Linked DNA regions of Homo sapiens: region 2 is linked to region 1. Evidence: chromatin loops called from intact Hi-C (ENCODE). Cell type or tissue: IMR-90. All regions are shown on one strand. Links, peaks and the distances in the headings refer to the core of each region. The heading gives the core; the rest is flanking DNA. Region 1 overlaps LOC105370108 (a long non-coding RNA gene). Region 2 has its middle 37 kb from the start of LINC00540.

Region 1 (5,386 bases), core at 215-5,214:
TCGTGATAGTGAGTTCTTGTGAGATCTGCTTGTTTAAAAGTGCGTAGCACCTCCTACCACCCCTTGCAGCTGCTCCCATCTTGTAAGATGTACCTGCTTCCCCTTCACTTTCTGCCACCATTGTAAGTTTCCTGTGGCCTCTCCAGAAGCCAAGTAGATTCCAGCATTACGCCTCCTGTACAGCCTGCAGAACTGTGAGCCAATTAACCTCTTTCCTTTATAAATTACCCAGTCTCAGGTATTTCTTTATACCAATGAAGCACGGACTAATGCAGGTGCTGACAACAAAGTCAAGCAAGCATCACCTGGGAACTGCAAGCCAGAAGTGTCCTACACCTACCACCTGAAAGCTAAGGAGGCAGAGATTAACATCTGCCATTTGTTTGCATTTAAACTTATCTTCACTGCCAATCAGATTGTAACTTGCATAACGTAGGTCATTAAAACTGATTATGCATTTACCCTCCTTCAAATTTTACAACAGAGTGTAAGTCAACACAAGTATAAAAGATTGAACAATAATCTCAGTCTTGAAAACAAAAAAGGTGCTCTCTGTAAATCTGTTAAGTGCAATAATGTACGAAGAACTGTCTATAATAAAAAATGCTATTGGGTAGACCTGCTCATCCTGGCTAGGGTGAATGGACACCAGAAAGTACCACAAGAATAAAAAGGGAAAAAAGCCTTTGATCACGAGCGGTTAAATAGTAGGTGGCTCCGAAGACAGAGGACACAGAATTTGCTGCAATATCTTATACTTGGCATCCAAAATACTACCTTTTGTGTAACAGTGTATATCAATATAACTTTCTTCCATCTCCTGATGACGCTAGAACCTTGCTCTTGAAAGAAGCCCCAACATTGGACAGTCCTGGGCAGATCTGCACTTACACATCTGCAAAGACAGAAATCCACAGACTGGAGGGGCCAGACATATTCCTTACCCCCACCTCTACTGTTTCAAATCACCTCCATTATTCTAATGTAATGAATGCTCAGAGACACTGTTTTAGACTTGCCTCTTAACTGAATGTTTTAAATGTTTTTAAACAAACAGTTTGAGCAACATATAATTTCAAAAGTATGACTGAGATTGCCCTAGGAGCAAATATTGATGGGAGATGGGGAGAGCAGACCCATGGCTGCACCAGGTACCTCTGGAAAGTGAGGATGAGTCATTGCAGAGAAAAGATAAAAACTTTGTCTGCAAGCCAGGATTCTGCATGAATTTGACTTTAATCTGTGTGACCACTGGCCACATAGTAGGACTTGCCAAAAACTTGTTGGTAGCATGTTGAATGAAATGGGCATATTTATGGAATGGATAAATCTTAATCAAATAGTCACTTGGTTATAGAAATAGCCCAAAAATAAGACAAATGTAAACACGATGAAGAGCCACTAAAACAAATGTGGAAACAGCAAGATGTCCAACTAGAACTAGTCCTAATATGAACACTGCATGTCCAGTGAACACGGGAAGCGCCGCTCTGTTAGTGCTTTTGATACTGGGCACAGGTCCGGGTGTCTGTCCTCTGCACTCTGTCTCTCGGTCAGGAGTGTCCCCACTGCTCGTGTTGTGTGTTTGATTATCTGTGGTATCACAAGAGCAGTCTTCAGAGCCCTGTGGTGGTGTTGGTGGGTCAATGACATTCAAAGGGTAGAAGAGGTGGAAGGGGATGCTCAGCTGGCGATTTTTTAAGTGCTGAAAAGTCTGTGCCTAAGAGTTGACCTATAAACCAGCACTCTCACTAGCACATGCAGAATGGGTACCCCTTCTTTATTCCAAACAAGCAATTTAGTAATAACAAATAGCCTTGTTATTACTTTTCACTTTTAGAGTTGCCTTTGATGTTCATCTTAAGGGCATTTTTATCCCATGAAAATATTGTGCAGGGGGAGGTAGCGTGATTTGTTTCAGTCCTTTAACCCCACTGTCTGGCCTGGATCCTGGACTCCCAGGAATGGGCAAGGGCTCAAGTCAAAAAACATGTATGGGGCACTTCTTACAAGGACTATATTGAGGAATTATGGGAGACCCTAGGAGAAAACTGACATGGGCCCCACCAACGAGCTGAGGCTGTAGCTCAAAGACTATGTGCATTACTATAAAACTAGCTACAGTATGGTAGGTATAGCAAGAAAACTTCAAAAAAGTTTCAAAGGCCAAAAGTATACTGTTGCTGGGATCAATCATGGAGGCCTTTGTGGGGGAAGTAGTCTATAAATACTCTAATTGAAAGCAGATTAATCTAGTCAACGAAAATACATTCCAAAGACAGTGTGCCCCTGCTCCAGGCTTTCGGGATGTGTGGCACCTTTTCTCTTAAGTGCCAAGGGGCTCCTTGCATGTCTTAAATGACTCTATCCACCTGCCCACCTTCCCTCCAGCACCATCCTCTCTCCACCCCCATGCCTCCTTCCCTTAGTCACCCTCCCATGTATGAAAGGCAAGTCACAAATCTACTGTGCTTGGCCAGGCCTGTAATCTGAACATTTTGGGAGGCCAAGATGGACAGATCACCTGAGGTCAGGAGTTCAAGGTCAGCCTGGCCAACATGGCAAAACCCTGTCTCTACTAAAAAATACAAAAATTAGCCAGGCATTGTGGTGGGCGGGCCTGTAATCCCAGCTACTCAGGAGGCTGAGGCAAGGAGAACTGCTTGAACCTGGGAGGTGAAGGTGGCAGTGAGCCCAGATCACACCAAGGCAACAGAGCAAGACTCCATCTCAAAGAAAAAAAAAAAAAAAACCTACTGTTCTTTCACAGCCTAGATCTCAAGTTAATACCCAGCCATAATCATTTTTCTGACATGCCTTCATAACATGGGGCCTCTCTCGCACACTCAAACACCAACTTTTGAATTGCCTTGGGTTAAGGAATCTCTCAGGAAGACCAGCCTCTTTGAATTAACAGCACTCTCTTTGAGCAAACTATCTAGGTATGGTTTTCCTCATGAGACCCTGATCACCTCTCTTCCTTCTTCTCTGTTGTAACCACCAGAGAATTTGTCATGCAAAGGAATTCAAAACCTCAACATGCAAAGAGTCATAGGTCCCAGAGAGGCTAAAGAAAAAAAATGGTTTAAATCGTTGCGAATTTTCCAGAGCTACTGAGAAATTTGCCTAAGTAACCAGACCAGAATCTTGAAGATGCAGAGGATAAGGATTTGAAGTCACAGGCACCCAAAAGCAAGCTTCAGCAAAATTCATTTTCAGGAACTATTTTGACCCTGAGGAGTTTTAGATGAATTGGGATTGAATTTCCAAGGAGCCAATGGGCATGAAGCAGTTGTAAATTCAGCAACAGAAAAGGGCCTCCTCTGCTAGGAGGCTGACCAGATGGAGTCAGGTGATGCCCACATCTTGACGACTTGGGGTAGAGTCACTGGGGTAGAGTCACAGGGATTCTCTTTTATCTACTTGCATACTATCCAGGACTCAAGTGTCTGCAAGGACCATGTACCTCAGCAGGGCTCAATCCTTGTCAGTTTACCACAGGAATGACCAATGTAGTCAAAATACATGCCTTCAAATGTCACAATTATCTAGAGCACCTGTGCGTAACTCTAGCTTAACATTTGCATCATGTATTGATATACTTTTGCAAATGTCTGTCCCTTACTGGACTGTGCACAGTTAAATTGGCTTTTATGCCTCTACATGACCTAAGTCCAGCACTGTACTCAAAAAGGAACTTTGAATTGACCTGATAGATGCACCTGGCTTTTCCTGCACCTTGCAGAGCATCTGCTATGTTTCTACTCCATGTTACAAATAAGGGAAACCACACATATCCACAGGTGGACAGTGTTAGCTCTGGGTTCCAGTTCCACACCAGGTTAAACAAATTTCTACCAAAATAACAGGATAAAATCCAGTCTTGGGAAATGTTTATTAAAAAGTAAAAATGGTTGGTATATTTTAATCAAGGTAATTACTTAATTAGAACCTGTTTTACTAAGCTGACTTGTATGTGGACAGACCTCTCAATTAGGGTGGGCCTGCTGCTTCCTGGGATAACTTAAAGTAAATAATAACAAATATAATCATAGGATGTGAGGAGGGTTCCCTTGGTTCTGCTGGAGAAGCTGAGAGGCAGACTGTAACGCGCATTAGACCAAGACTGAGGCATGGGAACCCACTCTGGGAAATCAACAGCAAATCTACCCCGCTACCCCCAACAAGAAAAATTTAGAGCCTTTCCTCTAACCCTGCCCTCACTCATTCTACAAGTTTCTCCCAGTTGACAATGGCTCTGCCCTGAGGACATCTCTGGAAGGGGCGTGACTTTCCAAGGTCTTTATTGAAAGTGCCACCTGGAAGAAGTGATTACCTAACAATTTGCCAAAAGGGAGGGCTGCAGAAACCTCGGCATTTTTGAATTGCAACTGTTTTCTGTCATCGTAAAGAAAAAGTTAATCATTTTTTCCAGCAAACCACCGCCCCCTCTGTCTCCTGCACAGACTATTACGAAATTGCTGAAGACCACACACTTGGCTTTCGCTGTTTTCACAGTTTTTAAAGCCATCATCAAAAGGCAAAAGGAGCCCAGGATGAGGATTTCTTTCCAGCACAGCATCTGAAGTGGAATTCCATCGGTAGAATGCTATTTTCTTCTGGCTACTTTCCATAAGTTCCATCTTCTTATTAAGTGTTTATCATCTCGCATGAAGAAAAAGGAGACAAAAAAATCTCAAACCGTGTCCAGTTGGGAAAGAGCCATCCAGCCTTAGAGTCATGCTATCGAATATTCTGGAAATAAATTTTAAAGACCAAAAAATTCAGCTCATAATATAAAAGTTCAAATTTATGATAGCATTTATCTCCATGTTAATAAGGAATTTGCAAACAAAGATGATTATCCAGGTCTTTGAAGATGTACATCATGAATCAATCCAGCTACATATTAGTGATACAAGGCAGTTGGTTTCAGCAGAGTTGGCCCAACGTAAGATGTTTCTTTTTTATGTGAAATTATGTTGAGAGACTTTTGAAATGCACGCCATCTGAGTCACAGGCACTGGCTTCGAGGCAGGAATTTTACACAAACATTTTTTAGTGGCAGATCAATGATGTAAAGTTTGTTTTTGAAGGAGAATAAAATAAATGTCTCACTTCTAAAACCAACCTGACCCATGGGGCAGGAAAGAAAATGTCACTGGGCCCAAAATTTAGAAAAGTAATTAGAGCTGCCCATCAGTTCATAGCACATGGCCCTAGTTCTGGGTCGTGTCCCCTGTGCTGTGCTATGCTGCTGAACAGAGACCTTCCCTCTACCTACCTGCCCAACGCCACACCCTCTCTCCAAACAGGCATCCCAGTTCTCCCAGGTCTCCAGTGCTGCTTCCATCCTCCCTGTCATCCTACCACAGGACTGCTCTCC
Region 2 (5,386 bases), core at 123-5,122, 80 kb before region 1:
ACCCTAATAGTATCTCTCTTAATAGTATGGAACTATCAACAGAAAGACAAAAAGGAAAGGGCTCATTCCCATTCTGGTCCTGTCCCCTAACCACGTGGCCTAGGTCCCTAAGTCTGAAAGCCCTCAGTAGACAACAAGATACTTCAGCCCTCCTCCCGGTGTGGAGCACCCCCTGGAGGCTGCCCCCAGAGAAAACGCATTCACCCTCCAGAGTGGAGGAAGGAGGGCAGAACTGTGACTTGACGTTCTTAACCGTCACAGAGCCCACAGACCATATATGATGCGATTTACATTTAAACAGTGAGAATATAAAGTACAAAGGATTTAGGTTCTCTACACTGGATCATATGAAAAATTGGGATTTCAGTTTCCTGCCCAATTTTTTTTCACTTTTTTTCTATTTCTTTCTTGGAAGGTGAAGGTCATATTTGGCTTAACATAATAAGGAGGTCTAAATCTGCTTTGATATTTTTGCCTCAGGTAGGATTACCACAGAGAACTTTTGCCACATTCTGAAAAATACATTGGCTTCTTCAGCCTTCTCCTCCAGTTCTCTCTGCCTCGCTGCAGCTCTTTCAAATATGAGAGTGGTTTCTGCTCAAATGCTCAGGCCTCATGTGTGCTCTCTGGCAGCGAGCTGTGCTTTTGTGGAAAATTCTCCCCTTCTCGCACGTCCTTTCTTTGACATACCAAATGTTGCTCCTTCTGAAGTGCTTGAAATCACCAAAGTCGGGAGGGGTACTCTTCGGGTGTGAGTCGCCCTCCAGGGGGAGCATCTTACAGGGCTTGGAAGTGCAACTTGCTCAAGAGCGGAGGAGCTTTTTTCTTACACACTAGTTTCCTCACACACTGTTCTCATTTTAATTAGGTAATGGAAGGCCAATAGCAAAATTTTCCAGCATTAAAAAAATAAAATAAAAAGTGCATGAGCTTTAGAAAATAAGAACAAGAGATTTAAAAGCCTTTTCTAAGACCACATGGCATTCTGCCACTGCTCCATCAGTTGTCCTTGAGGGCCATAGAAAGGCTCCACGTGGATGTATCCTACACAGTAATGGACTCAGCTGGCCCACAGGATTGCAGGATTTCTTGCTAAATTTGGTGCCAAATATCCCTTCACTGCTTCAATTTGTCCTGCGTGACCTCCTCTCCCTTTGCCAGGCTCAGCAGTGCAGTAGGGCCACGAACATCCAAGGCTTAAGGAGCAGGCGCTGGGGAGAAAGCAGTCTTGTTCCAGCTTTGAATTCGAAAGAATTTGCCAGGTTTTGCTGAAAGAGAGAAGAGAAGGAGGAGGAAAAGGAGGGCAGAGAGAGAGAAGGCCAGTGGGGTGGACCATTTTTCTTCTCAGCTCTGGCCGTTGCATATTGGTTTGATGTAAATGTTTTGTTTCTTTTTTTCCTTTTCAAATCTAGGATTTATCAAATGTGACAGCCTGACAATCCCAGAGACAAGAATTCCACAGGCACGTGCGGCACAGGACAGGAATCCCTGCCACTGTGGGTTTCTGCAAGAATGCATGAGTGCACAGGCAGGAGTTTGGAAAGAGCCACCCCAAGATTAGAGCATCCACAGGCAGCACCTCCAGGTAACTGAAGTCATACCAGGGAAGTGTCTCAGTGGAGACATTTGACTCTGTGGAGAGAGCTTTCTCCTCCAGAAGATAGACTTCTTTGTCTCTCAAGGGCAATTATTTTAACAATCTTCTCGCTGGTCAATTTCATTTATTTCCCTTAACTGACTTTACTGCAATGTTCTCAAACTATAGGATCTAAAGCATTGTTTACCAAAGTGCTTAAACTGCTGCAGTTGACCTCAGTTGCCACCTTCATCACAGTTGTTATCAATTCCCAACTGACTGACCTGTTCTCACCATGACTATCTGGAGGCACTCTTTGGATGCTCTAATTGCTGCTTTATTTTATTTTATTTTACTTTTTTGAGAGAGAGTCTTGTTCTGTTGCCCAGGCTGAAGTACAGTGGAGTGATCACAGCTCACTACAGCCTCAATCTCCTGAGCTCAAGCAATCCTCCCACCTCAGCCTTCAGAGTAGCTAGGACCACCAGCATACATGGGCACACCTGGCTTTTGTTAGATAAAAGGTCTCACTATGTTTAAAATAAAAGACAACCAAAAGAATTTATTGTTCTATTATGTGACTTAGACACACACACACTTCTTGACTCTGTTGACCTGAGTATCTTGCTAATATGACTAACATCACAAATCCAATCCATATGTTCCCAAACAATGCAATGAGATCCACGGGCCCAGAAAGCTCGTACCTTCATTCCCAAAGAAATCCTTGGTGTAAAATCCATACTTGTCTCAGTGCTCCTCTGTATTTCTCAGGAAATATTTGTTGACTTGACTGTAACCAGCTGAGAGTAAGGATGACTCATCAAAGACTCATCATCAGTCCTGGAAAAATAACTGAAGTCCCATTCCCTACTGAAAATGGATCAGCCTTATTCTCTGCACTACACACATTACAACTACTTGTATGCCTTACTCTTCTTTTCATTAGAAAATCAATAATTCTGTGCTGATATTTCTAGGACAGTGGTAACTGCTACAAAATGGTCCCTAACTATTATTGCTATCTCTTCTCTGGATAATAATAACTTTTAAAGATCTCTGTAAGCAGTTAACCCCAAAAATATTATCCATGAATCTGGGCCATGGGTTTAGTTTGTTTCGCCTAACAAAAGGCCAATAATTTTTATCAGGAGAGTTAGTAGCACAAGACTGGAGTTATTTTCTTACAGCAAAAAGGGGATGGATGGGCAGGAGGAGACAAACTGTTTCATGTGGTTACACAAACACAAAGAAACGAAAATCTCTTCCTCTCAATCTGGTCTCAAAACTACCCAAGAAGTTCAGGGAAATCACCTCTAATTAACTGTAAATGATATACATGGATCCAAACTCCACCAGGAAAGCTGTTCCGTGATCTTTCATGCCAACTGGTGTGAATGCCTGTCAACAGATGGCAAGTCTCTTGGAGAAAGAAAACTAACTTTTCCTAGGCAAAAACAGCAGGAATAATAAAGAATAGTTTTTCAGACAATAAAACAAGTAAATATTACTGGGTTGCAATAAAGTATTATAAATTTCTCTCCTAGAGGGTACAGTCAAACATTTTCCTGTTTGGTCAGCTGACTAGGTCATTAGAGTTTAAAGTGGAGAAGAATGGGTATTACTCTCAAGGTGGTAACTGAGATCAACTGCAGCTGAGAAGAAGTAAACCAAGGATAATTATGTGCAAAGTCATTTATTGACTTATTTGTCACCTTTTCATCTGGTCTCACTATTAGCATTTTATTCCCTGCTAGGCTCACTCTGTGCAAAAATAAGGTCATTCTGACCACGCATTTTTGTTCCTGTTAGGTGAAGAATTACGGTGCTACGTGTGGACAGCTATTCTAAGAACTCCAAAGGCGTTATCATGAGAAAGAAATCCTTTAACCTTGTAAAGATACTAAAAACTTTAAATTTTTTAAAGCTTCCCAGTTTCTAAATCTTCACAGCTCATCATCCCTCATAGCAACACACTGCTACCACACACAATATATGAGTTCGTGAAAATTGAAAAGTAAATTCAATGTCAATACATGAGTATACAGTACATGTCTAAAACTGGCGATGCAGCCAAGAACAAGGGACATGTTCCTGCCCTCAAACAGGCTCCAGTCCTACAGGAAAAACAGACAGGGAACAAATAATTCTCAAACAGAGTAAAGAGTATTATAAAAAGGCAATGTGCCACGCCATGCAGGGTCTTCACAGAGGAAGTTAACCACTGAATCAAGCATGGCTTCCCATGACCTGAATAGACAGCTCTCAAAAGAAGACATCCAACTTGCCAATAGGCATATATAAAAAAAAGGCTCAATATGACTAATCATCAGGGAGATGCAAATCCAAATCATAATGAGATATCACCATATTCCAGTTAGAATGTCTATTATTAAAAGGTCAAACAATAACAAATATTGGTGGGAATGTAAATTAGGACAGCCATTATGGAACACAGTATAGCAATTTCTCAAAAAATAAAAAAACACAACTACCATATGATCCAGCAACCCCATTGCTAGGTATATATCTAAAAGAAATAAAACCAGCATGTCAGAGAGATCTCTGCACCTCCTTGCTCACTGCAGCACTATTCACAATAGCCAAGATATGAAATCAACCAAAGTACCTATCAACTGATAAGTGGATAAAGAAAACGTGGTACAAATACACAATGGAATATTATTCAGCCGTCAGAAAGAATGAAATCCTGCCATTTGCAACAACACAAATGAAGCTGGAGGACATGATGTTAAATGAAATAAGCCAGGCAGAGAAAGACAGACACTATGATCTCACTCATACGTGGAATTTTTAAAAGGCAAGCTCATAGAAGTACAGAGTAGAATGGAAGTTATCAGAGGCTGGGAAGGGTAAAGGGGAGGGGAAATGGGGTGAGTTTGGACAATGGGTCCAAGATTACAGTTAGACACGAGGAATAAGTTGTGGTGTTCTAATGCACAAGAGGGTCATCATAGTTAACAGTAATGTACTGTACATTTCAAAGAAGCTAAAAGAGAGGAATTTGAATATTCTCACCACAACTAATTGATAAATATTTGAGGTGATGAATATGCTAATCACCTTGATTTGATCATTATGTAGTGTATACATGCAACAAAGCATCGCACAGATCCTGTAAACATTAAAAAGGAAAAAGAAAAAGAATGTCTTCTTTGGAAAGAGAGACATTTACGTTGAGAGGCATAGAGTCAGCTAAGGAAAAAGTGAAAAGAAGAAATTCTAGGCAGAGGAATTGGCCTATATGATGGCTCTCACCAAAAAAGAAAAATCTAGAACCACCAAGAAGGCTGAAAGTTGGACACTGGGGAAGAGAGGATTCTTGGATGAAAATGGAGACGCGTGCAGGGGTTGGGCTCAGAGGTCCGCATAAGCAGTGTTTGAGTTTGCTTCTCAGGACATCTGTAAGTTGGCTGTTGTGACTGGTTATGGCAAACCGAACTACCTCTTTGTGTAAAGTGTGATTTTCATCCCCAAGAAACACAGAGCCTTAGAGCTGAAAGTTCTCTTAGAGGATATCTAATCCAAACGTCCATGGATTAATTGGTGCAGAAATTCCTTTCTTGAACACACCCTACGGTGTTTTAGAACACATCATTTGTTTTATCTATAGCTCAAATTGTTAGAAATTTCTTTCAACCCAAACCCGCTTCCTTGAAACTTCCACCCATATTTATGCCCTCTGGAGTTTCACAGAATCTGTCTAATCCTTTTCCCACCTGACAGCTTTTCAAACATTTAAAGACAGCTATCTTGTTCCCATTATGTTTTCTCTTCCCCAGGCTAAAA

What was found. Hi-C counts contacts between places; a loop is a spot of excess contacts. Peaks named below come from ENCODE experiments on the same cell type or tissue, not always from the same donor. Only the 100,000 strongest peaks of a DNase experiment are listed, where the experiment ranks them.
Region 2: it touches region 1 in a loop (2.1-fold over the local background); 1 of 110 quality-filtered maps calls a loop at or near these places.

The regions. Positions count from the first base shown.
Region 1 is chr13:22,091,010-22,096,395 of GRCh38, reverse strand. The region is part of intron 3 of LOC105370108 (a long non-coding RNA gene); the gene reads right to left. Among named protein-coding and RNA genes, the nearest start is that of LINC00540, 120 kb to the left of the region's middle. In IMR-90, for the core only: no CTCF peak of the experiment used is centred there; DNase peaks (open chromatin) are centred at 3,015 and 4,985; H3K27ac peaks cover 1,937 bases.
Region 2 is chr13:22,170,781-22,176,166 of GRCh38, reverse strand. No RefSeq gene overlaps it. Among named protein-coding and RNA genes, the nearest start is that of LINC00540, 37 kb to the left of the region's middle. In IMR-90, for the core only: no CTCF peak of the experiment used is centred there; a DNase peak (open chromatin) is centred at 2,386.